2 separate regions of the Mus musculus genome follow, and region 1 is linked to region 2. The links are chromatin loops, found by intact Hi-C in ENCODE. Cell type or tissue: left cerebral cortex. All regions are shown on one strand. Links, peaks and the distances in the headings refer to the core of each region. The heading gives the core; the rest is flanking DNA.

Evidence for each region. Peaks named below come from ENCODE experiments on the same cell type or tissue, not always from the same donor. Only the 100,000 strongest peaks of a DNase experiment are listed, where the experiment ranks them.
Region 1: a loop joins it to region 2, with 9 times the contacts of the local background. A loop is called at or near these places in 1 of 42 quality-filtered maps.

What each region holds. Positions count from the first base shown.
Region 1 is chr11:51,575,570-51,591,541 of GRCm38, forward strand. It overlaps Col23a1 (collagen, type XXIII, alpha 1), which reads left to right. Exons shown (of 29, transcript NM_153393.2): 26 at 1,282-1,335; 27 at 1,505-1,591; 28 at 4,006-4,044; 29 at 4,495-8,356. The coding sequence ends at 4,497. It overlaps Phykpl (5-phosphohydroxy-L-lysine phospholyase), which reads left to right and starts at 9,212. Exons shown (of 13, transcript NM_028398.3): 1 at 9,212-9,310; 2 at 9,945-10,063; 3 at 10,992-11,151; 4 at 15,830-15,904. The coding sequence starts at 9,252. In left cerebral cortex, for the core only: CTCF peaks have their summits at 7,356 (motif pointing left), 8,966 (motif pointing left) and 9,165; DNase peaks (open chromatin) are centred at 7,365 and 9,161; H3K4me3 peaks cover 1,547 bases; H3K27ac peaks cover 1,365 bases.
Region 2 is chr11:51,628,133-51,644,104 of GRCm38, forward strand. Rmnd5b (required for meiotic nuclear division 5 homolog B) reads right to left here and starts at 7,764. Exons shown (of 10, transcript NM_025346.1): 1 at 7,458-7,764; 2 at 1,344-1,529. The coding sequence starts at 1,482. N4bp3 (NEDD4 binding protein 3) reads right to left here. Exons shown (of 5, transcript NM_145974.3): 5 at 14,957-15,972. The coding sequence ends at 15,489. In left cerebral cortex, for the core only: CTCF peaks have their summits at 7,499, 8,389 and 9,494 (motif pointing right); DNase peaks (open chromatin) are centred at 7,750, 8,404 and 9,987; H3K4me3 peaks cover 2,233 bases; H3K27ac peaks cover 2,474 bases.

The sequences.
Region 1 (15,972 bases), core at 5,346-13,345, 52 kb before region 2:
ATGTATCCAGGGCACAGCTGTGTCAACACCGCCCAGCCATCTCCCTCTCTGGTCTTTGCCTTCCCATTGTGGAAATCACCAGAGATCTGGTCCAGCCAGCCCCTCCAGACAAGTAGCTTCCTGGACCCAAATACAGTAAGAAGATTTGGCTCTCTTTAGTCAACCCTGAGCCATCTTGGGGTTATGAGAGTGCAGCTTCCCCTCTGACCAGGCTCAATCCCCTGCTGCCTGGAGGTAGTCAGCGAGAGGGATGGAGGAGTCTTGAGAAGTCATGAGGCAGGGAAAGAGACTGAGACTGATGCAGGGCTGCTAGTCCTCCAAGGTGTACCCAGACTGAAAGAAGAGAGTGCTGTTGCCATGGTGAGCAAACATAGGCCAGGAAGAGAGGGACCAGCCAGGCTCCTGACTGGGAGGGTCACCTTCTACTGATGTGACAGAGCTGGAAAGTAACTTGCTGAACCCCACTCAAGTTCTGGACCCAGGAAGGCTAATTGGATATGTGACTGTGGGTGACCTCCTCTGCTTCCTAGAAGACCTGGAGCTTAGTGTGGCATTTAAAAGCCCTGCCATTTTCTCTAACAAGCCCCATCCCATTTCCACCCAGCTGGATGGTGACCTTGCTCAAAAGCTCCCTGTGGTACCTGCCCCTTGTCGGAACAACCTAGTGCCCTGCCACATCTGACTCCTACGCCTGTGTCTGAGCACGCTTGCCATCCACACTCCCTAGCCTGCCCCAGGAGACATCAGGGAGGAAACACACCAAACCCTTGTCTGTCCCAGCATCCAGTCTGCAGCCTGGACTCGGCCGGATGCTTGGAGATTAGATTAAGAGGTGGATATAGACGAAACTGAGCCTAGGACAGACAGCACAAGCGACCTTCTCTCAGTCCATAGAAGATGGACACATGACTTCTGTGGCTTTCCTTTGTCCCAGCCAAGTCTGGGCCAGGACCAGCTGTGTCTGACCATGGCAGGAGAAAAAAAAAAAGAAAGAAAAGAAAAAAAAAGAAGCCTCTTTCCAGTAGCTCTGCCTCCCTCAGGGTTTCTAGCCAGGAGCAGAGCCGGGAGCCCCATCTGGTACCCAGCAGGCACATACGCTAACAACCAGAGCTTGGCAGTTTGTGCCAGTTACATGTGGACAAGGAGCAGCGTGGTGGGTGAGAGAGGAGCGGGAGCATCAGGTCACAGGGAAGTGGGCTCAGGTCACAGGGAAGTGGGCTCAGGTCACAGGGAAGTGGGCTCAACTCTCACTTCAGCCTTAACCTCTCATCCATCTGTCAGGGGTTCCCTGGACCCAGGGGAGAGAAGGGTGACCGAAGTGAACGTGGAGAGAAGGTGAGGGGGAGGGGAGGAGGGAAATGGGGCAAGCAGGTGGAGAGGTGGAGGCTGGGCCTAAAGCTGCAGGTTCCGGTTGCTGCGGGACCCTGAGGCATCTCACTGAGAGGTGGTGGAGGGGTCCTGAGCCCAGCAACCACAACCACCCTACCATCTCCTTCTTACACAGGGGGAGCGAGGAGTTCCTGGCCGGAAAGGCGTGAAGGGCCAGAAGGGAGAGCCGGGCCCACCAGGCCTTGACCAGCCATGTCCTGTGGTAGGTGTCTCAGCAGGATGGAGCTCCAACCAGCTATAGGGGCCATAGTCAGCATCATAGCTCCTTGTGCTGTGGTCCTGATATTCCTATCAGCATGGCTGAAAGATGCAGCCACCTGTGGTGATGGAGGCCTGGCCAGTAAGGGCTTACGGCCCCTGGTAACTACTGTCTTCTCTCTACTCAGCCTCAAAGCGAGATGGGTCAACCTTAGGTAGGGGTGGAAAGGATTTCTGGGTTTTCTCAGCATCATCAGTAATTTGAGGGTGTCCTGGAAGAGGGCTGGGGAGCTGGGGAGGGAAGTCTAGAGGATTGACAGATTTGATGGGGACAAAGTCAGTGAGTGTCAGGCCCCTCTTTCCCCACCTTGACCATAGCTGCCTAAGATCTCACTGGGGTCTGGCTTCCCCTGGACTGTGGGATGGGACTTCCTCAGTCATTGGGAAAGTCAGGCCACGCTGCCTGCCCTAGGTCTCTCATTCCCCTTCCGTACTTTCTCTCCAGCATCTTCTCTTCCACTGACAGCCTAGCCTCTTCTCCAGTCTCCTCAGTAACCACACAGCTCCTTCCTCTTCCACTCCCCCACTTACCTGTTTCACTTCCTGCTGGCGGTAGCTCTTGAAAACCCACCAAGCCTGGTAGTGAAACGCCCACAGTTCAGTTCCTGTCTTCTAGAAAACCGAAAGGGTTTACATATCAGGGTCTATAAGTAAGGTGTGTTCAGAAAGGACAGGCAGAAAGAGCTAGGTCTCCACACTAAGCCAGCCAGATGTTCGCTCCCAGGCAGGACTCTGAGAAGCAGGCAAACGGGCCCAGTCAGGGACCTTTGCTCAGTCTCCTGGCCTCCAGTGAGTTCCTTCCACCCTCTGTACCTTCCTCTCTTCCCCCCAGGTGGGTCTGGGATATTAATGTGAGGGATGGGGGGGGGTGGGGGGGGAAGCTTGGAATCCCAGCATTCAGGAGCTTGAACAGGGGGATAGAAATTTTGAGGCCTCTGCTACATAGAGAGTCTGTCTCAAACACAGGCAGCCGGGACTAAGGAAAGGCTCGAGTAGTAAAGCGCTTGCCTTACATGTCTGAGTTCATATTCCCAGAACCCACATGGAAAGTTAGGCATGGTGACGTGTGCTGTTGTGGTAGAGACAGTTAAATCTCTGGAGCCCGCTGGCCAGCTAGCCTCACTTCCATGCCAAAGTTCCAGGCTAATTGACACCTTGTCTCAAACAAAAGTTAGAAGTTGCCTGAGGGCCTGATTTCCACACTCATGTATACACACACACACACACACACACAGAGAGAGAGAGAGAGACAGAGACAGAGACAGAGACAGAGACAGAGACAGAGAAGATGAAGAAGCCAGTCCTGCTTCCACAGAGCCTGGACCCAGACTTCCTCCAAGTGAGTAAGCCTTTGTCTTTAATACAGGAACATCCTCGATGTGGAGGCAGGCAAGGGGCGCCAGGCTCCCCGGGCCTTGTGAAGGGCATCAGGCCCTGCCCTGTGGTACGCAGTCTGGCTGCTGTGTGCTGTGTGTGCAATGCTGGAACTTTTGGGCTGCTTTGGGCTTCTGGTTCTGGTCCCTCTCTTCCTCATTTCTGCCTTCTGGTGCATTCCAAACTTCTCCTCTCCCCATCTTCTGGTTCCCAAACTGTGCCCCAGCATGGACTTGGAAGGGGCTGGGTGGGGGGGGGGGGGTGCCGTGCATTTTCCCTATACCTGTGCTTCAGAACAGAGTGGAGTATTTATGCCTCAGGCTCCCCCAGGGACTTTACATTTTTTTAAAATTAGGTATTTTCCTCATTTACATTTCCAATGCTATCCCAAAAGTCCCTCATACCCTCCCCTGGGACTTTACATTTTGTTTGTTCATCTCCAGCTCTCCAACCTTCCAGGCCTCTTTATGTCCAATGGTTGGGTGGACATTGTTGGGGTCTCCAGACGACCCCACCTTTAATGCCCAGAGTTCACCCTGATGACAGTCTTCCTCCCAGATCTGATCAAAGTGGAGAGATGCCACTTCCTGTACCCTCACTCAGAGGCCTTCCTGCCTAGAGCTCAGGGCCCCCTGGATGTCACTCCTGGGAGGCAGGAAGCTTTGCTATCCCTTCGCAGGACCAGGCCCTCTTCTGGCTGGCAAGAGCCTGACACAGTGCCCATTATGTCAGAGCGTCCTGTTTCTGCCCACTATTCAAGTATCCCCACAATGCACCACGAGAGAACAGGACAAGTTTAATGAGGGGACACAATGTCCTCAGATGACAAAGGAGACACCCATCCAGCCCTGCCTCAGTGGAGTCCAGTGGCTTCAAGTAACACCTGCTTGGCTGCATCTCCCCTAAAGTCCCAGGAAGGGGTGGGGAAATATTGAGAGGCCATTAGCCTCCCACTCCTGTCACTTAAACCTTTTTCTTTTCCAGGGCCCCGATGGGTTGCCTGTGCCTGGTTGCTGGCATAAGGTACCGTACAGGAAAGGGTCTCTAGGGTGGGCCTGGAGGAGTTGGAATGAGAGAGTTAGAGAGTCAGAGAGGACCCATGGGGGACCAGGCACCATCACGAAGAGGTTAGAGTCTCTACGCTGCTGTCTCACACAGTGACTGAACAGTCATGTTTCCCAAAGATGTTTGTGACTTTTTGGTCACATGGCCAAGGCTTAGAGCTTGGTCCTGGCTGATGTGTGTTATCTGCCTAGCTGGTCATCTGGATCTTGGATAGCATTTGGCCCTACCAGTTCAAAACCATCAGGGAGTTTCCTGGGACTTATTTTAGCTGTCCCACTGAAAGGGGTCTGGAAAGAAAGGGAGGCTATGCTTGTTCCTGAACACATCAGCAGGGTAGACGTAGCTAGTGGGGACCACAGGATCTCCCCAGACTCCTCCATCACCTTCCATCTCTCCCTCCTTTTCTAGTGATCCTCAGACATAACCCCTGACCTGTACAGATCCGTTTGGATGTTTTGAACTCATGTAAAAACAAAACAGTAATATATTGAACTTCTTTATGGGATGCGCCAACTGTGGCCATGTAACATTTGCAAGTGTGCCAACCAGCCCCTGGACAATCTGCACAGGAAGCCAGCAGGAATGCGGACAGGCTGCTCTGAGGAAACTTCTGTTCAAAGGCCCTGGGTAGGGCCTGGCTTTCCCAGGGAAGATGACGAGGGTGAAAACGCCTGGCTCAGGTGAGGCTGGACAGACTCCAGGTTGGGCTCATAATCACCTGATTAGCAGAGACTTGCAACAACTGTTTCCTGAAACCCCACTGCCCCAGCTTCTCACTGTCCAATAGCACCCCCTTGGACAACTGCTGTAGCCTCTTGCTTCGGGACTGTGCCGTAGGCAGCTGCACTGGGGCCCTATGTTCAACAGGGCCAGCAAAGATTCCTAGAGTCCAGCACTTGGGGAGAAGGCAATGGGAAGAACCCGAAGAGGGCCTTGCTCCACCCAAGTTCAGCACGCTTCCAGAAGCCACCCTGACACGGGAGCTTGTATTCTCGGACCTTGGGAAACAGCAGGCTCTGTGGATACCTCAGTGTAAAGCCAGCTTCCGACAGCCCAGTGAACCCTAATGGTAAGATGAAGAGACCCATACCTACTACTTACTACTTCCAGTCTCCTTACCGCCTCTCCCAGAGCAGGAACTGGAAAGGACTTTGTCAGCCTGGAGGAGACAGGCCTCTTGTTCAGAACTTGTGTCTCAAGTCTCCCACCTAGACCTCTGGTCAGCCTGACAAAAACAGGCCTCCTTAGTAAATGGTACGGACACCATGAACCTGAAGGCTGATCCCCCAGCAAGCCTGAGCAAAACACCTGTGACAGAAACCCCTGCCCTCTCTGGGGGGGATTGGGGCTTGAACACTTCTAATGAAGGTTCCTAGCTCCTGCTCCATTCATGGCTTCACAGCCCTCCTCATGTAAAGGCGCCATGAGTAATAAACCACAAATGTGTGTCTGGTGTGCCTGTCGCTTACAGACTTCCCTGGTCACCTCTGGGTGAGTTTTATTCCGATGGTTACTAGCTGAAGAAGCAAAGGGGCTCTCCTTGGGGGTCAGAACCTTCCTCTAAATCAGGGGATATATTCAGGGTAGGAGATAAGAAGATACAGGCTCAAGATCTGAACCCACACATGCCAGCAGAATCCTGGGACTGGCCACATCCTGTCACTGAGTCCTCTGTATCCCCTTTTGTTATGCTCAGCAAAGACACCCCAAATTTGTTGCCTCAAAATGTCCATTCTCTCAGTTCTAAGGGCTCAGGGGCTTGCCTGAATAGGCCTCAAGTGGATTCCCCCTCATCTGTCTGTCAGCTAGGATCCAATGACAATGACACCTACCAACCTGTGACTTTTCTGCATGGCCTGGACTTCCTCACAGCATGGCAGCAGGATTCCTAGAAAGCTGTGTCACCTCATATGACCAAGCCTTCAGAGTCACATGCTGCCACTTCCTGCCAGAGCCAGAAATTTACCCCACTTGAATTAGAAGACAGACCCACCTCTCAATGAGGAAAGTATCAACGTCATGTTTAAATGAGAAAATATGGGAGAGTACATTTCGTTGTAGCCCTCAAAAACAAAATAAAATAAAATTAGCTCTCTTGTAGCCCAGGCTAGCACTGAACTCACTATGTAGTTCAGGATGACCTTAAAGTTCTGGCCCTCTACTCCTTGCTCTATCTGCTCCAGTTACAGTTGTGCACCACTGTGCCTGACTTCTACAGTGCTGGGATTCAAACCTAAGGCTTTATGCCTGTTAACATAAGCACTTAACCAAAAAAGCTACAATCTTAGCCCTTGTTACGGCATCTTAAATAACACCACTCATCTGTAGCATGAGACAGTAATGCTCAAAATTCAGGTGTGGTTCAGTAAGATTCAGCTCTGTGGAATATACACAGAGAGCCTAGGACAGATCAGACACCTCACTGTACCTGTGGCTGGCTGTCCTCGCTCTATCTGCTCCAAGACCAAATAGTAATCACGGTCCTGCAGAGTGGGCCCATGTCTCCCCCTAACTTGTCCTTACAGCAAACTGAAGAAAGATGCCCAACAAATGTGCCCATTTTCATAGATGACAAAACCAAGCTCTTTCCCTGTGTGTAGAAAAGACAGGAGCGTCAATGACAGTGTCTCTGTCCCCTTCCTCCAAGGGCAGAGATCCAAGGAGGGCCACACTCCCCAGACTGTACACATGCATTCCTTGCTAAGCAGAGGCCCAGCCACACACAGCTGATGTCAAGTCCCTACCTCTGTCCCCCTGAGGAGCTGGCAAAAAGCAGCAGACCATGTTCTCTGCCACACTGGGTCAACTAGGAAACCAGATAAAAGAAAAAGAAAAAGAAAACAGATGTAGTGGACCAAGATGACTAAGGTGGCTCACTGGTAACAATGCCTGCTTTGGAGATGTGACATAGCCTCCCAAGCCCACCACAGCCTACAGTCAACAAAGCACTCCTCCTTCATCCTAAGAACAACATCGTTAGGGCTGCAGGGGTAGGTGTCACTGTGTCCATTTTACATATAGGAAATCTGAGGCTCACAGTGCATAGTTATCTGCTTAGAGATACACAGACAGGCGAGAGTGACAGGCTTGGGACTGAACCCGTGCTCTCGGAGGTCCCCTAATTTTTCTTCAGGGTTGTTTGGCAACATATGGAATCTGCTAGGCAGACCCCTGACGATGGGTGGACAGCACGCAGAGCTTTCTAGAGGCTGACGCCCCAAACTCTCCCTTTCACCTCAGGCTGCCCTGGGCCATTCTTGGCCCATTACTGCCCCCGTGTGGACTCATACCTTGTATCCTTGCAAATGGACATGCAGAGCCATGGAGTGTCCTGTGCCAGCCTGAAGTGAGGACAGAGAGAATGAGTTGTTCAAGGTCCCAAGTGAGACGCTGGGGAGTGCCCTGCCTCAACAATGAGGCTCAAGGACTGAGAGGAGGCCTTGGTTCTCCCTACCAAGAAGGCCAGTTCTCTTTGTAATTATTTGTAAGTCAAATAATTCTGGAAGGGAGGTATCTGTTTATTGAGTCCTTGACTATCCTGTGTTCCATGCCGCTAAAGAAACCAACGAGATGACTGTCCCCATGGACAGATGGCTCTGAGGCTTGAGAGAAGCGACCTTACTAGATTCCCTGTCCTTAAAGCTTTGAGTTGTCACAGGATTGGGGGACACTCCTGGCATTCAGAAGACAGTCGAGGTTAGCATACACCTGAAATCCAGGACACTGGACACGCCCAGTAGTGAAGCTGCTCACTGTGAATGCCAGCTGAGGAAACCCTGCTCTGGATTCAAGGGTTGGGCAGGGGAATGATTGCTTGTTGGTTGAGACAGGGTCTCAATACATAACTTAGGCTGGTCCCAAAGTTGCAGCTCTGCCTCAGCTTCCCAAGTGCTGGGATTACAGGCTTGCACCACCATGCCCCCCACTACATCCAAGTCTTGTTCAGTCCCTTCCTCCTTTCAGCCTGTGCCTTCTTGGCCTCCAGGGTTGCCTTGAAAGGACAGATGCCAGAAAATGGAGAGAGGATGGGACCAAGGACAGGAAGGATAGGCCTTTTCTGAGCAGGAAGATGGACTTTTAGGTAGGTTTATGGTTAAAAACATGAAATACCGCTCAGTTGGGGAAGATGGAAGGGCTCTGTGACTGGGTTTTGGTGACAAGATGCAACATTGAGAATGTACTAATGCCACTGAATTGTATGTACCCTTCAAAATTGCTTGTTTTTTTATGTATATTTTACCACAATAAAAACAAACAAAAACCACAAGAATACAAAGCTGTTCTTTAATAAGTGCTGTAAGCATTTTGCAGTTTTCTAGGGAAGAAAAGAAATAAGCTACTGGAGAATGGGGCAGCGGGCTGGCATGTGAACAAGACTGCCCCAGTCTGCTGAGGGGCCTTCTCAGGCCTTTGTTCCAGGGTTCATCAAGACAGTCAGCTCCAGCGCTCAACCCATAAGGGAGTATCCCTTCTCTCCCACCTCCGGGACCACAGAGGTCTCTTGTCACTCAGTGTGCTAGGTAAGAGTTCAGGAGACCTTGTTTTAGTCCGGCCTCTGCAGCGGGCCTATTGTGTGCCTCGGAGCAAAGCCGTTCTTTTCTGGGCCTGTTTCCTGCACAGTACATAAGGTAGGACTCAGAAGTTTTCCAAACCTCTTCCTATCTGCCCACTGCAAAATTCTCTTCCTGTAGCGACATGTCAAGTTTATCCTGTCTAATCCTAGCAAGAATTTCTAGAGATCTCCGTGGTCTGCCCCAGCAGTGGCACCGAACTCTACAGCGCCATGCCAGGAAGGCCTTTGTCCTTCCAGGGTGCCAGTAATTTACCCTCACAGGGTGTCACGTTATCAGCGCAGAGACAGCAACCTGCTCGGGCGTGCCCCGCCGCAGTTTAGAGTCCCGCTCCACCTGGCGGTCTGGGGACACATTCCTGGGAGGGAAACCTCGGGCGTAGGAGAGAAGGGCGAAGTCCGACCATGGATCAGCGGAGAGTATCCGCCCGTGATGACGTGAACTGCAAGCTATCTCGCTTGCAAGTTCCGTAAACGCCCGGGAAGGGAGCTCCTGGGGGCGGGACCAGCACTGAAGCCCCACCCAGAGCTGACGTCGCGGGCGGAGGCGGAGCTAAGCGCGCAGCATCTGGGTACTGGCTGACCGCTCGGCGCCATGGCCGCGGACACGCGCGCCAAGGCCGTCACTCTGGACCTGAGACGTCGGCTGCTCAGGTACCGGGTGTGGGCTCCGAAAGCGCGTATAGCGCCCACCCCGAGTCCCTGATTTCCCCGCCTCCCTCAGCCTACTAGAAGCGGCCGTGAACCACCCCGCGACTCCGGGGCGTCCCCTGTCCCGTGGAGCGAGCTTTGCCCCTGGCAGCCACCTGCATAAGGAGCTGGGCCTGGCCTGGGGGGCAGTCATGTCACGGGCAGGGTTACAGGAAGTCTGCTCTTGGCCTGTGAGGAGTATCCTCGGTGCCACGTGGAGAGAAGCTTATGGTTGGAACTTAGGACTGGAGCTAGCCATTACTAACGGGGACAGCAAGGCCACTGGGTTGGCAAGGAATGTTAGGGGCTGAGATGCAGCTCCTAACAAGGGGGTTTTCTTCAGGAAGCCATTCCGAAGCCCTTTTCACTGGGACTGGAGGAGTCTCAGTGTGCAAGCAAAACTGAGAGGGCCACAAAGGCTTAGTTTTGTCTCAGAAACTTTCTGCTCCGTCCTGTTCACAGGAATGGGGAGGCAGGGAAGTTCCACCGTGCCCTGCAAGCTTTTGTCCATCCCAGAATCAGGAAGGAGTGAAGGGGGCTGTAATGAGTGGAGGTCAGTCTTCAGACAGGGTTGTCGATCCTTTGCCTGTCCCCACAGCTCTTCCTGCAGACTCTTTTTTCCTGAGGATCCTGTTAAGATTATCCGAGGCCAAGGGCAGTACCTGTACGATGAGCAAGGGCGAGAGTACCTGGACTGTATCAACAACGTGGCTCATGGTCAGTATGACGCCTCTCACCCTTGGTGAGACAGGGGAGGAGGCTGAGGCCATAGATCTGACTGATAGCCTGGGTTGAACAGAACTGAATCGGATGCTCAGGGGGGCACCCCAGTCTTTGTGAAAAGACTCCACACCATAGCTGTGCTAAACCAGGCAGGCCTGAGAGGTTCACATGCCAAGGTCCAAGCTGCACGTCCCACGTGGAACTCACATCAAACCAGGCATATATACAGTCCACCCATCCATGACCACAAATGTAGTGTGCTCATCTTGGCCTCGTGCAGGGTGCTGACAGCAGGCCTTCACCTCTATTGACTACTATAGGGGTAATAGGAAACTTTAGTATGAATTCAGCCAACTGGGCTACCACAGCTGTTAGAAGGCACATTGCAGGCAGGTAAGGGTTAAAACCCAGGACTCTCCCAGCACTCAGGGCACAGAGGCAGGGGGGTCTCCTGAGTTAACAGCCAGCCTGGCCTACGCCTACATAGCAAGTTTCAGGGACAACTAGGGCTTCACAGAGAGACCCTGTCTCAGGAGAAATGACTTAATCCTGGGCCTTTTTGGTAAACTCACTGCCCGGTGTTGTAGGTAATTGTGTTAATTATTGCTACCTTGCTTTGACCATGTTGGCACGTGAGCTCTAAGAATGCAGATGCCATGGCTGACCCTCTGACAGTGCCCCTCCAGCTGAGTCTCAAAATACCTCTCTAAAAACCTTTGTTTTCTAGATAGCATTTCTGACCCTCTTTTCCTTCTGCTGGACTCTCTTCTGGGCTCCCCCGCCCCATCATTAACTCCCCTCTTTCCACTTTGCCTTCGTTAACTTCGTCTCCCCTGGATGGGTTTGCAGATAGAGCGGAGGGGGCATCTGGTGGGGCTGGCTGGGTGACGTCGGCCACTTGATGCAGATGCCCCTCTTGCAGTTGGGCACTGCCACCCTACCGTGGTCCAAGCCGCACATGAACAGAACCTAGTGCTCAACACCAACAGCCGCTACCTGCATGACAACATCGTGGACTATGCCCAGAGGCTGTCGGAGACCCTGCCGGAGCAGCTCTCTGTGTTTTACTTCTTGAATTCTGGGTAAGTGAACAGCAGACAACATGCTGTTGAGAACAAGTTCAGAAAAGAGAATCATCCCTGTGGGTGCAGTGCAGAGAGCTTGGGAGCGTGGAGCCAACTTCATGGCGAGGCTCCTGGGCTTCTAGGTTGTAGATCCTAGAGCTCTTTCTGTTGGCTCCCATTTCTTCCTTTGTAGAGGACACCACCGCCTCCCTTCTAGGCACATTGGGACTTAGTGAAGTAATGGGTTTATTTATTCCTTGTGGATTCAGCCCTCAGGTGGCTCAGCAAGCTTACAGGACACCAAGTAATTCTTCAGAGAAATGTAAGATTACAGAGAACATCTAGTGGTTCCTCAGAGAAATATAAAAGTATGGCAGTGTCCTTTTCCGAAGCAAGAATACTAAATAATGAAGCCTAGAAGCAAGCAGCAGGGGACCTGACTTGACTGTGCCTCTGTGTAGATGCTAAGAGCTCCTGGGGAGGTAGCTAGGGGAGATGGAAGGAAGGAAGGGTGCTGTCACTTTGGGGAAAGTCTGCTTGTCCAGGTTGGTCACCACCTGGCACAGCCTGGGCAAAGGCCCTGTGGCATGAAGGGGCAAGGAATGTTGTCAAACCAAACAAAAGAGGAAAGAGTGAGCAGGTCCTGGGAAAGGGTCCAGGGCTACAGTCAAATGGAAGGAGCTGTTTTTATCTTCAGGCCACTAGAGGCCAGGCAGTGCTGGCAGACATTTTTAATCTCAGCAGAAGCAGGTGGGTCTCTGTTGAGTTCAAAGTCAGCCTGGTCTACAGAGGGAGTTTCAGGACACATAAAGAAACCCTGTCTCAGGAAACAAAAACAATGAAACACTAGAAAGCTCCTGGTTGGTTTTGTTTCTCCCTCGTGCTGATAAGTGTTTGATGTGTATCTTTGCCATGTGTCAGTGTTTGCCTGCACGTGTATCTATCCATCATGTCCATGTCTGATGCCCAGGGAGGCCAGAAGGTGGATTCGGATCTCCTGGAACTGCAGCTATAGGCAGTTGCGGGCTGCAGCGTGGGGACTGAAAACAGGTCCTATAGAAGAAAGAGCAGCCAGTGCTCTTAACAGCTCAGCCATCTCTCCAGCCCACCCCCACCTCCCCTGCCCTCATGAAAGGCTTTAATCAGGAAGGTGATGTTACAGGATGGGAGGGCAAGTGTTGGGAACGGGCATGGGGAGTGGCAGTGATGACAGAATTGGGAGGAAGGTCATCACGTCTGAGTCTGAAAGACCATCCCAACAAGTAGCATTTGGGTTACAGTAACAAGCTCAGACACCACTGCCACTTGGTCTTCAGTCTCCTGAAGAACTTCAAAGTAGAACTTACCTTTTTCATTTCACAGATAAGAAAGCAAACCAACTTGATAGAAGCCCTTACCTAGTGTGCAAAAGCTTTTCCATCCCTAGTACCACGGTATAAAAAGCGAGAGAGGGGAGAAAGAGGAGAGAAGGCTAGGAGACAGAAGAGGCTCCTAGGCTGGAACCTCTTGTAGAGAAAAGGGACCTGGGCACACACAGGTAAGGCGGTGCCTGCTGGCTGCCTTCCTCCAGCAAGTTCCTTCCGTGTGGATTCCAGTGACTTCACAATGTCCTGTGGCCTCTCTGCTCCCTTCCCTGTTTCTCAGCAGTGTGACAGATGCTTTCTCCTCTTGCTTCCAGGCTCTGGTGTCTGGCCACTCTTCCCCTGCTCTGTGGGGCAGGTCCCACTGTTTCCCCCTGTGGTCTCATCTGTCTGCTTAGAATAAATGTCATCCATGTGCTGACTTAAAATTCTGTATCACAGCCCAGATGGCTCCAGAGTTAACAGTAGTGGCTGCTTTTCCAGAGGATCCAGGTTTGATTCCCAGAACTTACCTGCCACTCACAACTCTAGATCTATAACTACAGATCCAAAGAATCCAATGGGCACCCTCATAGACACCAGGCACACATACAGGCAAAATACCCACACATATAAAATACATTTTTTAAAAATAATTTTCTTTTAAAGATTTATTTATTATATGTAAGTACACTGTAGCTGTCTTTAGACACCCCAGAAGAGGGCATCAGATCTCATTATGGATGGTTGTGAGCCACCATGCTGTTGCTGGGACTTGAACTTAGGACCTTCAGAAGAGCAGTCAGTGTTCTTACCCGCTATGCCATCTCTCCAACCCCATAAAATACATTTTTTAATTGAAATAAAGAGGTGGGGAGGCTGCAAAGACGGCTCAGTGTTTAAGAACACTTGGGTGTTCTTGCAGAAGACCCAAATTCAGTTGCCAGCACACCCATTATCAGATGGCTCACAAGAATCTCCTGTAACTCTACCTCAGTGCCCTCTTCTGGCCTCCTTTGGCACTGCACAAAACACACACACACACACATACTTCACATAAAAATAAAAGATTTTTTTAAACCCCAGATGCAGAATCTGATGCCCTCTTCTGGTGTGTCTGAAATCAGCAACAGTGTGTTCATATAAATAAAAATAAATCTTTGCTGGGCAGTGGTGGCACACGCCTTTAATCCCAGGACTTGGGAGGCAGAGGCAGGCGATTTCTGAGTTTGAGGCCAGCTTGGTCTACAGAGTGAGTCCCAGGACAGCCAGGGCTACACAGAGAAACCCTGTCTCAAAACACAAATGGGGCAGGAGAGGTGGCTCGGCAGTTAAGAGCACTGACTGCTCTTCCAGAGGTCCTGAATTCAATTCTCAGCAACCACATTGTGGCTCACAACCACCGGTAATGATATCTGACGCCCTCTTCTGGTGTGTCTGAAGACAGTGACAGTGTACTCATATACATTAATAAATCTTTAAAAACAAAACAAAACAGATGCTTACAGTGTGTTCCGCTTAAGGTTCTAAGTAAAACTCTGGCATCTGACAGTCATTTCCAACTTCACATACTCAAAAACAACCAAGAATTGCTTTCTCCTGAACATGTTGGCACACACCTTTAATCCCAGCACTTTGGAGGCAGAGGCAGGCAGATCTCTTGAGAGTTCAAAGCCAGCCTGCTCTATATAGTGAGTTCTAGACCTGGCAGGGAAACAGTGAAACCATATCCAAAAAAAATTAAAATAAAATAAAATAAATGTTAAAATAAAGAACTGCCTTCTAACAATGCTTATGTGAGCTCTCAGTACTGGTTTACCCTGGTGCCCTACTCTCCCGCACACACATACACACACCATCCACGTCCACTCTCTCTTCCTAATCTGCCCCAGGATCTCTCTCTCTCTCAGCTCATCCCCATGACTCTCATCCAGGCAGCCTCCCGGGCCTTCTTACTCCCACCTCATTTCCTTTAGAAACAGCCTCCTAAAATGAGGGCAAAGTCACATACTTTCTGTGCTTCATCTTTTTTTTTTTTTTTTTTTTGGCTTTGCATGCTGCTGACAAGGAGATAATCCAGGCCCTTCTCAGCCCCTGGAGCATGGCCCTACATGTCTCACCACTTTCTGCCCCAGCTTCCTTGCCCTGGCTTCCTTTCCTCAGCTGCCCAAGCAGACCAAACAGAACAAGACCTGTGTGGTCTGCTCCAGAGTTCTAGAATCTTCCTTGGGACTGGGACTTTGCAGAGCTATCACTGGCCCCACTGTAATGATGGCTAGGGTAGCCATAACAAAAAGATGCAGACTTGGGGCTTAAGGAATAGAAATGTATTTTCTCTGGTGGTGTGTGCCTTTAATCCCAGCACTTGAAAGGTAGAGGCAGTGGGGCTGGAGACATGGCTCAGCGGTTCAGAGCACTGACTGCTCTTCCAGAGGTCCTGAGTTCAATTCTCAGCAACCACATGGTGGCTCACAACCATCTGTAATGGGATCCTATGCACTCTTCTGGTGAGTCTGAAGATAGCTACAGTGTTCTCATATAAATAAAAACTAAATAATTCTAGAAAGAAAGAGAGGTGGGGGGGGGAGAGAAGGGAGGGGGGGCAGAGGATCTCTGTTCGAGGCCAGCCTAGCCACACAGTGAGTTCCAGAACAGCTCAGGGCTATGTAGAAAGATTCTATCTCAAAAAGAAAAGAAAAATAAATATATTTTCCCAAATGCCCGGTATCTCTGGGAATCCAGGCCATTTCTCATACATACATCAATCACACTGGGTTGAGACTTGCCCCCGGGTGCTTTCTTTACACTAACCTGCTTAAAGGCCTTCTCTCCCAGCAAAGCCTCATACAGTGCATTCTGAGGTACTGTGAGTTATGGCTTCAACAGAGCAGTTTTAGAACACAGCTTACCCCATCACACAGTTACTTCCATGGAGCCTCATTTGGGTCTCCTTCAGACCCTATGCCCAGTGTTGGCACTTAAAGAAATGAGCACTCTGTTTTCACTGTTTGGCTTTCAAGATGGCTATACATCAGGCTCTGGCTCTGGTGGTGGTGCACACCTTTAATAACAGCACTTGGGAGGCAGAGGCAGGTGGATCTCTTGAGTTCGAGGCCAGCCTGGTCTACAGAGTGAGTTCCAGGACAGCCAAGGCTACACAGAGAAACCCTGTCTTGAAAACAAAATGTAGATGCATCCAAATGCAAGTTTCTAGAGGGCACTGTCTGCTTCACCCTGCTCCTGATGCACAGAAGCATCTGGATGTTTGCCAAGGGAACGCTCTCGATCCTGGAAGAGTTCCTCCTCCATGGGAAGCACTTGGGTCGTCTGAGCCACGCCCATATTTTCTTTCTCAGGTCAGAAGCCAACGACCTGGCCTTGAGACTAGCTCGACAGTACACGGGACACCAGGATGTGGTGGTATTAGACCAGTAAGTACAACTCACTGCCCTGTTTCTCCAGAACCTGGGCTCCACAGGCCTGTTAGGGGTCAGTGAGT
Region 2 (15,972 bases), core at 4,861-12,860:
GGACAGCCCTGCATGCCAGAGTTAAACACCTGCTTCCAGTCTGTGCCCAGCTGCTTATTTTTTAATCTCACTGTGTAGCTCTGGCGGCTCTGGAACTCACTCTGTAGACCAGACTGGCCTCTAACTCACCGAGATTCTCCTGCCTCTGACTCAAGAGCGCCAGAATCATCAGCTTCTGGGTACTCAGATGTCGGGGACTTGGAAATTGCCATGTCAAACAAACCACTAGTTTGTTTACTTACTTTTTTAAAGATTTATTTATTATTATATCTAAGTACACTGTAGCTGTCTTCAGACACACCAGAAAAGGGCGTCAGATCTCATTATGGATGGTTGTGAGCCATCATGTGGTTGCTGGGATTTGAACTCAGGACCTTTGGAAGAGCAGTCAGTGATCTTAACCACTGAGCCATCTCTCCAGCCCCCTTGTTTACTTATTTTTTAAGATTTTTAACAACTGTAGGGTGTGGTAGCATACACCTTTAATCATAGCACTTGGGAGGCTGAGGCAAGTGGAGTTCTAGGCTGGCCTGGTCTACATAGAGAGTTGCATAACAGCCAGAACTATGTAGACAGACCCTGTCTCAAACAAACAAAAAGACTAGTTAGTTGCACAGGGGTTGAACTGTTGGGGGACAGAACATGATACACATATGTGCCCTGATGCACACAGGAGATGAGAAGACACCTTCCATGAGTTTCTCTCCTTCCACCGTGTGGGTCCCGGGATTCGGTCATCAGGCTTGTCAGCAGGTGCCTTGTACTTGCTGAGCCATCTCTCTAGCCCACAAGCCAGGACCTTGGTGACTTCATTTTCTCAGCTATAAAAGTCTAGGATGCTGTGAACGACGACTTTGCAGCTATGTGCCTTGGTTTTATCTCGTGTATTTTTATTGGCTGTGTGCAGGCTTTCCTGTGAACCGGCAGATTAAACTCAAAGGTTACCCTGACCTGGCAATCCCACTTCTAGGAGAAATGGAAACACAGAAAGCCATGTGTGGAACTCTTCAGCATTCTTCAGGATAGCACAGAAAGAGCAACAAGCCAATTTCCATCCACTAATAGGTACAGAATCCCACACCTGCATACCACAGGCTATCGGTCAGCCATAGCAGATATGATGTGCTGATACATGTTACAATAGAAATGAACCTAGGAACATAAAACTGTGAAAACAAGCTGGCAATGTTAGTGGTTTCAAGTCATTAATCATTTCTGTCAGGTTTTCTGAAGGAGCGGAAGCTTCCTTTACTACCTTCAAGGAAGCCCAGGGATTCGTGTCCAAGGCTTCAGCACCCAGTAAGTAGCCCGTGCTCACGTGGTCCCCGGGGATGGCCACCCACCTGCACTGGCCAGCTCGGCTCTCAGCTGGCCCACGGAGTGCAGCAGCTCCTCCAGACTCTGCTCGCAATGCTGCCCGTAGGTTAGGAACTTGTGCAGGACCTTGTCCAGCTCCCTCTCCACACAGGCACACTGCTCCATGGCGGCCTCTGCCTGGTGATGTCAACTGGGTCAGGCCAGTGTGGATCCTGGTGGGGTGGGGTGGCGTGGAGGGGTGTTATGCTTCCCATAACGTTTCTTCAGATCCCCTCACCCCTCCTGAATGATAATAATAAATCAGTTCCCCTGCTAAACAAGGACAGGGTTGTTTTGTATTGTGGTCACGCACACACTGTCAGCTGGGTGTGGCGACACACGCCTTTGATCCTAGCAGAGGCTGGTGGATCTCTGTGAGTTCAAGGCCAGCCTAGTCTACAGATCGAGTTCCAGGACAGGGCTGTTACACAGAGAAACCCTCTCTTGAAAAACAAAAACAAAAAGACAAACAAAACAAAATTACTGTTTCCAACTTTTCGCTGTTATCTTTGTATTACTTATATGTGTGCGCGTGGGTGCCAGAGGAAGTCAGAGGCAGACTTCTGATCGACAGGCAGTGGTGGTGCATGCCTTTATCTGTGAGAGCTCTATGACAGCCACGGCTACACAGAGAAACCATGTCTCAAATCTCCTCCCCCTCTCTTGGAGCTGGAAAGCTGCTCCATATGGGAGCTGAAAACCAACTGGTCCTCTGCAAGAGCAGCAAGAGCTCGTGACTACCAAGCCATCACTCCAGCCTCCCTTCCTAATGCACAGAGCCACCGCGAGTATCATCGTTTTAGACTGGGTTTTTCATTTCTCTGGTCTGAAGCTCGCCAACTGAGTGAGGCTGGCTGGGCAGTGAGCACCAGAGATCCTCTGGCTTCCAGCTCCCTAATACTGAGATTACAAGCATGAACCACCACACCGAGTGCTTTATTATATTTTATATGTGTGGGTGTTTTGCTTCATGTACATATGTGTACCGTGTATGTACAATGTCTGCGGAAGCCAGAAGAGGGTACTCAATCCCTTTACAGGTAGTTATGAGCCACCTTGTGGATTGGAAAATCAATCCTGGACCTTCTAAGTGCAGCCAGTGCTCTACCTGCTGAGCCACCTCTCCAATCCCAACAACTGGCTTTTTTTTTTTTTTACAGGATTCTGGGTATCATATTCAGGTCTCACAGACCACCTGCTTCAGAGGCTGAGCCTCTGACACACCCCCAGTTCCTTTCTTACTCATGGCACCCTCAGCAGGCTGTATGTCAGAACGGCCTAGGTTCACACTGCGTGTATTTTCATATGTTCACTATAGCCACCTTCCCTTTCAGTTGCTGGAACTGGGTTTTCATGTACTGCAGGGAGCTAAGCCATGAAGGCAGAATGGGTGTTAATTTCAAGGACAGTTTCGGGAATACCTGCCTATTGTGGGACCTGTGTGCCCTCCTCGGCTGTCTGCCTACGGACAGCTCCTTGTATGTGGGCAGCCAGCACCCTTGCTCTCACAGCTCCAGACCCTGGAGCATGATGTGGCCTCTCCATGGTTGAGTCCTCCAGCCCAACTCCCCTGTTGCTGCAGGCAGCTAGCCCTCGCCTGACCTACCTGATGTCCTCCACTCTCACTCTGCATCCTTAGTTCCCATCACTGAGTGACTGACAACCTGGGTTCTGCCTCCCTGCCACACCAGACTCTCACTTGCTCAGTTATGCCATGAAAGGTGTATATGGTAGTTGTGTATGATATGTATGCTTGTGTGCATGTGTCTGATTACAGGCACATAAGTGCATACCACAGTGTGAGCACAGAGGTCAGAGGCCAGCCTCGGATGTCAGTCCTCTCCTTCTATCTTGTTTGAAACAAGGTCATTTTCTTGTTCACTACTGTATATTCCAATCTACCCTAGGCTCGGGAGCGTCCAGCAATGGTCCTGACTCTGCCTCCCATCTCACCATAGGACTGAGCGAACGCTGGGACTAGCTGTCCTCTACCATGCTTGGCTTTACGTGAGTTCTGGAAATTCAGACTCAGGTCCTTATGCTTGTATAGCTAGCAACACTGAGCCAGCACCCAGCCTAAAGTGAACGCCTCACTGCGGGCTCTTCCCCTCCACTCTGCTGCCCCCTTTTTGAGTAGCCTGCAACATGGAGTATACAGATACTCCCCAGAATGCCAGCAACAGAGTAGAGCTTCTGTACCCGCACACAGGACTAGAAATAGAACTGAGTTATGTGTCCCTCTAAAGGGATCATTGAAGCCAGTTCTCTCAAAAGTGGCATCACAGGAAGCCAGTGTCCATGGTGACCCTGGGATCTTCCCACTTCCTGTACCCTCCTAGTCCCACAGGCACCACCCATCTTGGCTTTCCCAGTTCAAGCCTACTTTAGTCATCATCTCCTTCCCAGATGGTGACAAATGACAAGGAAACAGTGCTGGGCCCTGGCTGATACCATCTGACACACTAAAACTTGTGATCACACTGGCCAGAGAAATCAGACCCCCCAAAGTCAGACTCTACAGTTATATTATGGATAAAATGTAACAGGGACTCCCACTTAAAATGATATAGTTGTTTGGCTTGGTAATAGCTAACATTCCCCAGAGGCTCATTATGTGCTAGGCTCTGCTCCAGTGACTTCACCCATTAAATCACTCACTTCTCACAACACTATGAGGTAGGTACAGTTATTAGACCCACTATGCAGCTGAGAAAATGAGACCAGGGAAAGATAAAATAAACACCCCAGGGCCACTCAGCGGGGGAGCGGAGGAGTGGGGACTGAGGAAGCCTGGTGTCTGGTTCTAGGCTGAGGTCTTCTCCTCAAGTACTTTGCACAACAGGACCAACAGAGCTGGCTGCTGTCCCAGCAGGAAAAGACAGCTGTGTGTGAGAACCACTGGGGTGAACTCATAGGGTCTCTCAGCTATGACAACAGGAAGGTAACTGGAGCAAGCACAAACCACCAGCTAGGTAAGATGGCAAGAAAAATATGACGGCCAAGAGTCTGGTTAACAGAGTTACAGTTTTTCAAAGATTAACATGGCTCAAGGACAGGACCTCATCGTGGTCAAAATGACTGGCTTTGCCAGATACCAACTGATACCAGGACTATCAGAGGGAGGCCTTGAAACTATGAACAAAGTTGAGGATGAGCCAGGCCAGTGCTCAGTGGGTAACGCTTGCCACCCAGCCTGGTGATCTGAAAATGATCATGGGAACAACAGGTAGAAGGAGGGAGGCCTCACGGAGCTGTTCTGACTGCTCAGTGCATGCCATGGCAGTGAGGCCCACCCCCAGTAAGTAAAGACGTCATTTTTAAAGCAGAGGAAAGCCGGGTGTGGTGGCCTATACCTTCCAGTTTAGTGGTTGGGAGGAAGAGGCAGACCGACCACTTTTAGTTCCTGGCTAGCCTGGGCTACATAAGAAGAAACTGTATCCTGCCCGGTGGTAGTGGCACACACCTTTAATCCCAGCACTTGGGAAGCAGAGGCAGGCTGATTTCTGAGTTCGAGGCCAGCCAGGTCTACAAAGTGAGTTCCAGGACAGCCAGGGCTACGCAGAGAAACCCTGTCTCAAAAAAAACAAAACAAAAGAAGAAGAAGAAGAAGAAGACAGGAAGGAAGGAAGGAAGGAAGGAAGGAAGGAAGGAAGGAAGGAAGGAAGGAAAAAGTGAAAAGAAAAAAAAGAGTCTCTGTACATGTCCAGTAGACAACTTTTTGTTCTGCTTTTTTTTTTTTGGTTTTTCGAGACAGGGTTTCTCTGTGTAGCCCTGGCTGTCCTGGAACTCACTTTGTAGACCAGGTTGGCCTTCAACTCAGAAATCCACCTGCCTCTGCCTCCCAAGTGCTGGGATTAAAGGCGTGCGCCACCACGCCCGGCTTTGTTCTGCTTTTTAAAAACGGATGTATTCGTGCTTCTGATCTGGGCAGAAGCCACATTCAGACAACTTTGTGCAGTCAGTTCTCTCTTTCCACCTTTATGTGGGTTCCAGGGATTGAACTCAGGTCACCAGGACTATGTAACAAATATCTGTACTCACTGAGACATCTTGATGATGCTATTTTGTTGTTTTGAAATGGGTTCATGCTGGCCTCAACACCAAGCATGCCCTCCCCCAGGAACCCCCACCCCGACTGAGCTGCACCCCAGTCTACTGTGCACTTGTTTGTTTTCAGATCTCTCTCTCTCTCTCTCTGTAGACCAGGCTGACCTGGAACTCAGAGATCCGCCTGCCCCTGTCTTCTGAGGGCTGGGATTAAAGGCGTGTGCCACCACCCTGTTCCAACCTCAGCTTTTTGTGTTGAGTCAAGAACTCCCTAGACTGACCAGACTGCCCTTGAGCTCATTCTGTATCTCAGACTGACCTTGAACTTGGAATCCTTCTGCATTAGCCTTCCGAGTAGCTGGAATTACATATCATCAGGAATGCATTCATTTTTAATTAATCTATTGATTTTTCAGGGCCAAGCCCCCACACATGCTGGACAAGTGCGGAGCCACAGAGGGTGTTACACCCAAAGCCCTGCTTCTCTTCTTTATTTCATTACACCCACTCACTCCCATAAGCACCCTCTTCACACCTCTGCCAACTCAAGTTAAACCCAGGCTCCCAAAAGGTCACCAATCACCTCTCTCTCTGAAATCCAGGCTGACCTTGAATTTACAAAGCTCCACCTGCTGAACTAAAGGCATGTGCTACGTCCCTGGTCACATCCACCATTTTATATGGCTTCCTGGGCTCCAGCTCAGGCCTCTTCTCACGGCTCTATCTTCCTTGTGCACCCTTCTTTTCTGCATCACAAATCTGATGTGTCGGTTCCACACACTTCCACATCCTCCTGACTGCTTCTTCAGATGTGTCTCAACTGGACTAGCAGCTAAACAAAGCCTGGAGACTGGTCTTGTCCCCTCCCTCCCTGCAGGACCTAGCCCATCACGGGGCTGAGTAGGCCTAACTGATTAAACAATACCTCCATTTCCTAGCCTTTGGCTAAGAAGGCCTGAATCAAAAGCTTCCAGTGGATAGAAAGAGATATGAAGGAAATGTTAAAACTTCACACTAGAGGGGCTGGAGAGATGGCTCGGTGTTTAAGGAGGACTTGCTGCTCTTGCAAATAGCCCAGATTCTGTTCTCAGCACCCACATGGCAGTCACAACTTCCTGTAAGTCCAGTTCTAGAGACCCTGAAGCCCTCTTCATCCACTGCATCTCGTGGTGCACAGACACACATGAAGGCAAAAGGTCCCCATACACCTAGAAATAAGAAGTTTAAAAAAAATATCTGTTGGGTGTGGTGACTCACACCTTTAATCCCAGAACTAAGGATGCAGAGGCAGGCAGATCTGTCTGACTTCAGACTGGCCTGGTCTACACAGTGAATTCCAAGACAGCCAAGGCTATGTAGAGAAATGCTGTCGTCATCGTCGTTGTCATCATCGTCATCATTATAAAAGAAAATAAATAAATCTGAGGTTGGGTATGGTGGTGCAGGACTTTAACCCACCCCACCCCCCAACACATGGGAGGCAGAAGCAGATGCATCTTTGTGAGTTCAAGGCCAGCCTGGTCTACTTAGAAAGCTCCAGGGCAGCCTAGGCTATAAGAGACCCTGTCTCAAAGACAACAAACAAACAAACAAAAGAAAAACAAAAGTTCTATCCAAACAAACTCCCTGGTGATGCTCACTCCAATGACTCTCCCCATCACTTGCCACACTCTACCACCACCAGCCTTTCTGTTCCAGGGTACATCCAGTTTATTTCTGCCTCTATCCTCTTCTCGGAACACTCTCTCACATCTTCCCATGGCTGGCTCCTTATCTAGGTCTCCACACACGTGTCATCTTTTCAAACCACAGTATCGAATGCCCTGTATTTTACACTCAAACAAATCATATCCCTACAAATACTAGAAAGTTTCACATTGTCACTTCTTCACCTAAAACTGAAAGGACAGGAAAGCCCACCATTTACCCTAGGGGCATGCCACGACCCCGACTTGACCCGCATAGTAGTGCAAAGACTGACAAACTCCTACTTATCCTCCCAGAGACCCTCCTGCAGTGCCCTGCCGGAACCCCGCCACCCACTGGCTGCTTACCTCTGACTCAGTCAGGTGCACTAGGACGGGACGTCGGAGTCCGGGCGACTCCACCAGCCCTTGGAGGGTGTGGCCGACGACTGCTCCAGGCTTTGGTCGGGGCGCCCCGCACCCCGGGACCGGGAGCCGGCAGGCTGTCACCTAGTCTTGCAGCTCAGCCCGCTTCCGGCGCCGCTGTCATCGGAACCGGAAGGCGCGGCGGTTGCCTCTCGGGTGGGTCCGGGCTCGCCCATGCGTGGTGTCGCGGAGCGTGGGGAGACAGTGTGTCTCGCCCGCGGCTTTGCAAGGAATGCCGAATGAATCGTTCGCCGGAGCCAGGCAACAGTTAGCGCCTGCGCAGTGCCGGGACGCCTGGCCTCTGCGATCCGGAGCAAACCTGGGTTTCCGCGCGTCAGAACCACCGACGGGTTGTCACGAGTTTCTACCGGAAGTATTAGCTGGCGCACCTGCCTAATCCGGGCCCCCAACCACAGTAAACTAGGTCTTAAATGTCCAGGCTGGGATAGGGGACACGGAGGCAGGACGAGCGCCGGGAGTTCCAGGCCAGTCTAGACTACAAAGCGACACTCTGGCTCAGAAAATAAACAAAGCTGGGTATTGTGGTACCCGCCTATAATCTTATAATTATAAGAAGATCAGAGATCCAGGGATACAAAGTGAGTTAGGCCAGCCTGAGCTACGACAGAGAGAGGGGGAGGACAGGGGGAGGGTTAAAGTACACGCAGGTCCCTTGGTCCACCCCCAGCACCCGAAAAATGAACATTTTAAGAGACCATTACATGTATGTGGTCCAGTGATTAAGTATTTCCTGCGATGCATTTTGAACTAGCAAATAATGTTAAAGGAAGAGTCTGAGGTAACAGGGAAAGTGCTTGCAAAACAAGTGTGAGGGGCTGAGTTGAGATCCCAGGTACTGTTAGAAAGCTGGCTCGCACCTACTGGCGCGGGCCTGTAATTGCAGGAGTGGGGTTAGCAGAGACTTAAGGATTCTTGTGTTTGCCTGCCAGCTAATGTAGCTAAAAAGCAGAGCTCTAGGATCAAGAGAATAAAGTGGAGAGTGTTGGAGCGAGACTCCCCAAATCCTTCTCTGGCCCTCACACACTTGTACAGGCAAGCACACCCACGTTCACATCACACACACACAATTTTTAAGAGTTCGGTTTTTGTTCTTACGGGCTCACCTAACCCTATGCATCCATAGCCCCCAGCCCAGCTGCTCTCTGTAAATAGCCCCTCTTTAGGGGCAAAATGAAATAGGGGTTGTATACATGCCCTAACTAAAAAGAATGAAGGAGCCGGGTGTAATGGCACACACTTTTAATTCCAGCACTGCGGAGGCAAAGGCAGGCAGATCTGAGTTTGAGACCAGGAAAAAAAAAAAAAAAAAGAAAAGAAAAGAAGAAAGAACCGGGCAGTGGTGGCACATGCCTGTAATCCTAGCACTTGGGAGGCAGAGACAGGCGGATTTTTTAGTTCGAGGCCAGCCTGGTCTACAGAGTGAATTCCAGGACAGCCAGGACTGCACAGAGAAACCCTGTCGAAAGAAAGAAAGAAAGAAAGAAAGAAAGAAAGAAAGAAAGAAAGAAAGAAAGAGAAAGAAAGAGAGAAAGAAAGAGAGAAAGAAAGAGAGAGAATCTTTTGAGAAAGGGTCTTTGATACCTACCCAGGACTGGCCTTGAACTCCTTACATCACGAAGGACCTCTTTCTACCTTCTGTGTACTGAGATTACAGGTGTGTGCACCATCACCTGGGGTCCTCCAGCAACTCATGCACTCCCCTCTCCCCGCCCCCGTTTTTTTCCTTTCTTTTTCTGGCTTTTCAAGACAGGATTTCTCTGTGTAGCCCTGGCTGTCCTGCAACTCACTCTGTAGACCAGGCTGGCCTCGAATTCAGAAATCTGCCTGCCTCTGCCTCCCAAGTGCTGGGATTAAAGGCGTGCGCCACCACGCCAGCTAGGCAGGGTTTTTTGTTTGTTTGTTTGTTTGTTTGTTTTTTGTTTTTATGAGTACACTGTTGATGTCTTCAGACACACCAGAAGAGGGCATCAGATCCCATTACAGATGGTTGTGAGCCACCATGTGGTTGCTGGAAATTGAACTCAGGACCTCTGGAAGAACAGTTGGTGCTCTTAACCGCTGAGCCACCTCTCCAGCCCCCAGCTTCTTTTTTACTGCAGGTTTTCCTACAGCCATTACATGCTCCTCTTTCCGCCTCCTCCACCTTGCACAATCTAGCTTTGTTTTCTTTACAGCCTTGGCTTGAAATCATGTGTTTATGTGTTGATTTTGCTTTCTTGCCCCTATCTCCGCCTCCCCAACTTTTAGAATAAAAGCTCCATTGGGCTCAGGACTTTGTCTTCATCGCTACTGGAACATAGTGAGCCACAGAGATGCTGGGAGCTGACCAACATTCTCTGCTTAATAAAAGAGGAAGCTGTGGCTCACAACCTGCTGAAACACAGCAGGGAAGAGGGCGGTGCAAAGAGGGAAGTTAGCCCGCAGGGGCATCGTGACCCCAGCATCCTGGAGATGCCTGGCGGTGTCTCAGAGCTTGGGTGGTCCCAGCCCTACGCGGAAGTCGCGGGGGCGAGGAGTTGAATGAGCTCTGCTTAGGGCGAAAAGCCAGAGCTGAAGAACCCGAACCCCAGCCGGCAGGACCTCACAAGCTTTCTAGAAAGCCCCAGGCTTTCCCACTTCCTCTCCCACCCTGCCTCACCATCAAGCAGGGTGTGAACAAAGCCGGCTTCTACCAGAACCTGGAGCGGCTTACATTTAGGCTTTTGAACCCTTGTTGAGGCGTGGCGGGCCTCGTGTTCTGAATTATTCTGCACTTTTCCTGTGCCCGAGTTTTCCAATTCGTTTGATTCTGTTGCTCGTCCCTCGTTCAGACTGGACTTTTGGTTTTTGTTGGAGGAACTTGCTTTAAGTGGAATAACCAAAAGCTGTTTCTTTAGTATCTCCTTTCTTTTGGACCAGTTTCCTAGGATTTTTTTTTTTAATTTAAAAAGAAGAATAAAACGAAACTAGGGAGACACTTCAGTTGCTAAAATGTCATGCAAGCTTGAGGACCTGAGTTCAATTTCTGCCGCCCATTAAAAAAGCAAAAAACAAAACAACTTCCTGTAACGCAAACCACTGGGGAGGCATACAGTAGGTTCCTGGGTCTTGATAGCTGATGAGCATAGCTAAATCAGTAAGCCACAGATTCAGTGAGAGCCCCGCTCTCAAAAAAGATGGAGAGCAATTTAAGAATAGACTCAATGTTGACCTTTGACCTCTACACACACAAACAGGAAAAAACGTTGATGCTTATTTTATTTTACAAGGTAGTGCAAATGGTGGCTTACTTTGCGCCATATTCAGAAATCAAGCCAAACAGTTCTGCTTAAACTGTGTTCTTTCCATAGGCCTTCCCTTTATCCTGTGCGATTTTTGCAAAAATATGATTTATTTCTGGATCTCTTCATAATTGTACTTCACCATTTTTCTATTGTTTTTCTTGTTTTGCAATGTGTAAAGTTATATATATATGTGTGTGTGTATGTGTGTGTGTATGATTAAATACTCATTAAAAAAAAAAAACCTACAAAGCATTTTGAGAAAGTAGCCTGGGGACTATAAATGATGCACTTACATTCAGGCAAAACACACATATAAAAATAAAATCCTGTTAAAAGTGAACATAGTGAATGAATATGTGCCGGGCAGTGGTGGTGCACGCCTTTAATCCCAGCACTTGGGAGGCAGAGGCAGGCGGATTTCTGAGTTCGAGGGCAGCCTGGTCTACAGAGTGAGTTCCAGGACAGCCAAGGCTATACAGAGAAACCCTGCCTTGAAAACAAACAAAAGTGCACATGTGAGCCAGGGGAGAATGGTATATGCCTTCAGCCATTAGGAGCAAAGCACCCAGTGACACACAAGGCAGCTGAAGCATCATGGTGTGGCCTGCATCCTCCCTGGAGGAACGCCCCCCTCAGGATCACAATCTCCTCGTCTTAGGCAGGTTCTTACTACCTTTCTTCTTGTTCTCCTGAGTTGTATCAACCATGGAGGCCTCTGTTGATCCCACTGCACCATATTTAAGATCTTCTGGATTACCTATCCTCTGCTTAAAACTATGTATTTTATGTGTGTAGGTGCTTTCTCTGCACATATGTCTGTGCCAGTGAAGGCCCGACGAGGGCCATCGTATTCCCCAGGCTTGGAGTTACAGGTAGTTGTGAGCCACTTTGTAAGTGCTGGGTATAGAACTGGGGCCTCTGGAAGAGTAGTCAGGGTTCTTCTGCTGAGCTATTTCTCCAGACCTGTGTCCTCTGCATCCCCTCCCTGGGTCTGCTATCTAGAACAACATTCACTAGTATGATCACTAGTGTAGACATGTCTCCCTCCTCCAACAGAAGACAGTCTTCCTTCCCTGTGAACTGTATTTGACCCGTGGTTTCAATAGTGACTAAGTGCTAGAGCCTTGAACTTGTCACTGATCTGACCTAGAACCAGTGCCCATGAATGGCTCAGAATCAAACCATGACCCAGGCCCTCACCTTAAAGCTAGACTGTGGAGGAGTCTGGTCACCCTGCTTCCATGGTCCACCTTTCTCACCCCTACTTTCTGGGGTTGGAGCCGGAGCACTCGGAAGCAAAATGGAGGTCACAACCCAGCGTTGGCAATGTTCACAGCCCAGTGGAGTCAGGCAAGCCAACAGTTAGAGCACTAGAAACACCTGGGGGAGACAGTAGTGGAGGGGCTCTACAGTTTCAAACCTCTAAGAAGCAACAAGCAAGTGCTGGCTACCTCTATGTGGGACCGTGGAATCGGGGCTCCACTAAGGGAGCCCAAGCTATCTTCCCAGTCAAGCTCAGGACCTACTCAGGACCCCCTCTTCTTCCCTTTCCCAAAGGCTCCAGAAATTAGTGTCTTCCTCCTGTCAACTTTGGTTTTGGGCTGGGACAGCCCACAGTGGTCTGACCAGAGAGCCAAGAGCAGCTGCCAAGATCACTGAAGTTGGAAGGTCCTAGAAGGCTGCTGGCATCAAGTGACAGGCTAACAGGAAGAAATGTCGTGTGAACTGGAGGGATCTGAGGCAGAAAGCTGGGAAGTGTGAGATGCTCACTAGATTTCCACATAAACGGCTGGGTCAGGGGTCTTCTAGAAGCAGCAGGGACGGGCTCCTCCGGTAGCTGTGACAGTGACTTCTATGACCAACTGGCCCCAGAGCCACCCAGCCTGCTTGGGGACCAGGGAACTGGTTTGCCAAGGAAGGATGAGCTAACAAGAGATCTGGTTCTGGGCTGCCCTCCCCCCCTCTACATCTGGGCCTGGCCCTGGTTTCTGGCACCACTGCCAAGTTTTGGTACCGCCCACCCACCCCCGCTGGCTCTACTGGCCAACCCAGGTCGTAATTGCTGGGTGGGGAACTGCACTGTGGAGTGGGTACTCCAAAAGGTGGGCACGTGGGCACCTGGCCTGACTGGCTTCTGGCCCTGCTGAGGAAGTAACTCAGACTTTAGGCTAACAACTGACTTATTAGGGGAGACCTCCTCGGGACCTAGTAGCCCAGGGACTCCTGTTTGCAGGGACCTATGAAATGGAAGTGGGTATCATGGACTGTGGGGATTAGCTTACCTAACCCCCAACTTCTGGTGGGAACCAGGACTCAGGTGTGGGCCTACGTGTCTCAAGCTACTCCCAGAGGACTATCTGGGATGAAGGATCTACCTAGTGTGACCAGTACAAAGGGCTGGAACAGTCAGGAAAAAATGGAAGGCAGAGGGTCAGGAAGCGCGCCTGGCTTCCACCCAGGAGCTGGCTTTTAGAGCCAAAGTGACACACACACACCCCCCCCCTTGGACACACCCACCATCCCCAAGAACATCTACACACACCTGCCACTCACAGATCGTAAACACAACTTCCACACACGAAACAACTCACACACCCAGTCACACACCCTAAGAAAGGTGGGGCCCATCAGTCAGATCAGGTGTCACAGGCCACAGCTGGGCATCTAAACCGGGCCACCTACTTGCTGGACCTCAGAGGCTCACAGACATGGACCGAGATCAAGAGATCTGTGACACTTCGGAACAAAGGATTCTTGAATGGTTCCAAGGAAGGTAAAGGAGGCAAATGAGTGGCTGTGTTCAGTTGGGCAGGTGGATCTCTGTGAGTTCAAGGTGATCACAGTCTACAAGCTAAATCCCAGGACAAGAGCTACGTAGAGAGACCCCATCTCAAAAATCAAAATAAGAAAAATGGCTATTAGACCCTCCCTCCCCCCACTCAGAGCAGGGAAACACACTGAAATTGTCTTGTGTCCCCAAGACCACCTGTGCCCAACATAATACCAGGCAGACAGTATGTACGTTTGTGGTAGCTAAGTAGCTACTCCTATCACGCATCTGTAGCAAGTGGTTTCTCTCTAGAGGAAGAGAGCCCAAGTGGAGATACAAGGCCTATAAGCCCAGCGTTTAAGAGGCAGAGGCAGGATTTTTGAGTCCAAGATTAGACTGGGCTATACTGGGAGACCCTGTCTAACACAAGGAAAAGGAAAGGCGGCAGGCTAAGGTGGAACAGGTCTCTTAATTCCAACAGGTGAGCAGCAGAATCAGGTCCGTCTGGGCTATAGGCCTACATAGCAAAACCCTGACTCAAAGGGAAAAAAAAAAGAGGAAAGAAAGAAAGAAAGAAGAAGCCGGGCATGGTGGCGCTCACCTTTAATCCCAGCACTCGGGAGGCAGAGGCAGGCAGATTTCTGAGTTTAAGGCCAGCCTGGTCTACAAAGTGAGTTTCAGGGCAGCCAGGGCTATACAGAGAAACTCTGTCTCGAAAAACCAAAACAAACAAACAAGAAAGAAAGAAGAAAGCAGGTAAGGTAGGTGGTAGGCAAAGGAGGTATCAGCTGCATCCGTCCCTAGCCCAAGGGGAACAAAGCCCATAGGATGCTCGCCACTGCTAAGGTAGGGGTGTCTGAGGGTTTCAGGGACCTGGGATCAGCTTTAGCTGGAAGCGGAGATTTAAAAGGTCAGCTTGGAGACCAGGTACAGAATGAGGGACTCTTTCCCCAGAACTCTCTAGAACACAAAGCAGTACTAATGCAAGATAAAATACCCCACAGGCCTCTACCGCTAATCCTGGAAATGACCAGAGTTCCTGCACCTGCCTCTGGCCCCCATGCCATGGAGGGAGGGGCACACCACAGCTGGAGGTGGCAGAGCCCACGGGAGCTTTTACATATTACAGAGGAAGCTGTCTTGAGCTGGCTCCAAACCCAGCAGCTGCCTGGGCACCCAGGATCCAGACATCCCACCAGAAAAATACTTCATGTTCTGCAAATGCCTGTCGACCAATCCTTTTGTTTCCCCTGGCATTGTTTCTTCTCAAACATCCGATGGTGTCGAAGAAAGCGCTTGCAGCCCACACAGCAGCTAAGGCCTGTGGGGGTATGGGAGCAAGGAATAACATTCCTCCATTTTCAAACACATAAGACCAGAGACTGCAATGGGGTATATTCTTTCCATTGTTGGGAACATAGAAGGAACTACAGCCTAGGTCCAAGGCCTGGAGCACTGACCATCCAGGAGCCTCTGGCCTCAGGCCAAGGACAATCTTATCAACTAGGCCTCCTCATAAAAACGTGCTTTTTATTCTGGAGGTGGCCAATCTTCCCAACCCTGGCTCCTTCCATGGAGGAAGACCTCAGGCCAGGTCACATGCCACCCTCCTCCTCTCCTGCTCTTCTGCATCGTGGGGCTGAAGCTTGGACGGCTCCAACCTACTTTACCAGGCCACACCCACTGTTGGAAGCAGGGCTAGACCCTCCCTGGGTGTGGTTCGCTGCTAGCAAGACTTTGCCACAGCTTCGGGAGCAGGTACCCTATCCATCCCATTGCCCGCTGGAGCCCTCCACGGGGCGGGCGTCCCATCCCTGATCTGGCCTCTACAGATTCTGCCTCCAACCAGTGCAAGGGAGGAGCCTGCCATCTCAGGGTATCTTCTGACAGTATGCCCACTGTCAGCACACTTGGCGAGCCTCAGATCTTGGAGGACTCCAGCCGGGGACTCCAGGATGTAGGAGGCTCCCGCAGCAGCCGCAGCTCGTGTTCAAGTGCCTGGTTGCGGCGGTACATGTCCATGTAGCTCCCTTGGATTTCTCGCTGGTAGCGCAGCACCCTCTCCTTTTCCTCCTGCCAAGTCTGCCTCTCCTGCTCAAAGCGCAGAGCCTGCTCCTGGCCCCTAAGCCGCTCTTGCAGCAGCTCTGCCCTCAGCTGCTCGGCCCCTTCTCTGGCTTCACTGCCTCCTGCCTCCCCCAGCAGTCCTCTGCTCTTGCAGTCATCTGTCTCGCAGCTGCCTGGGGCTTCCTCCCGCGGTGCCTGCTCCTGCAGGCTGTGCACTGCCTCCCGCAGCCTGGCTAGCTCAGCGTCCTGAGCCTGGGCTTGTGCCCGGCTGCCCCGAAGTTGCGTCTTCAAACTGAAGATCTCTGCCAGCTTCTGTGCCAGCTCCGCCTGGGCTTCCCGG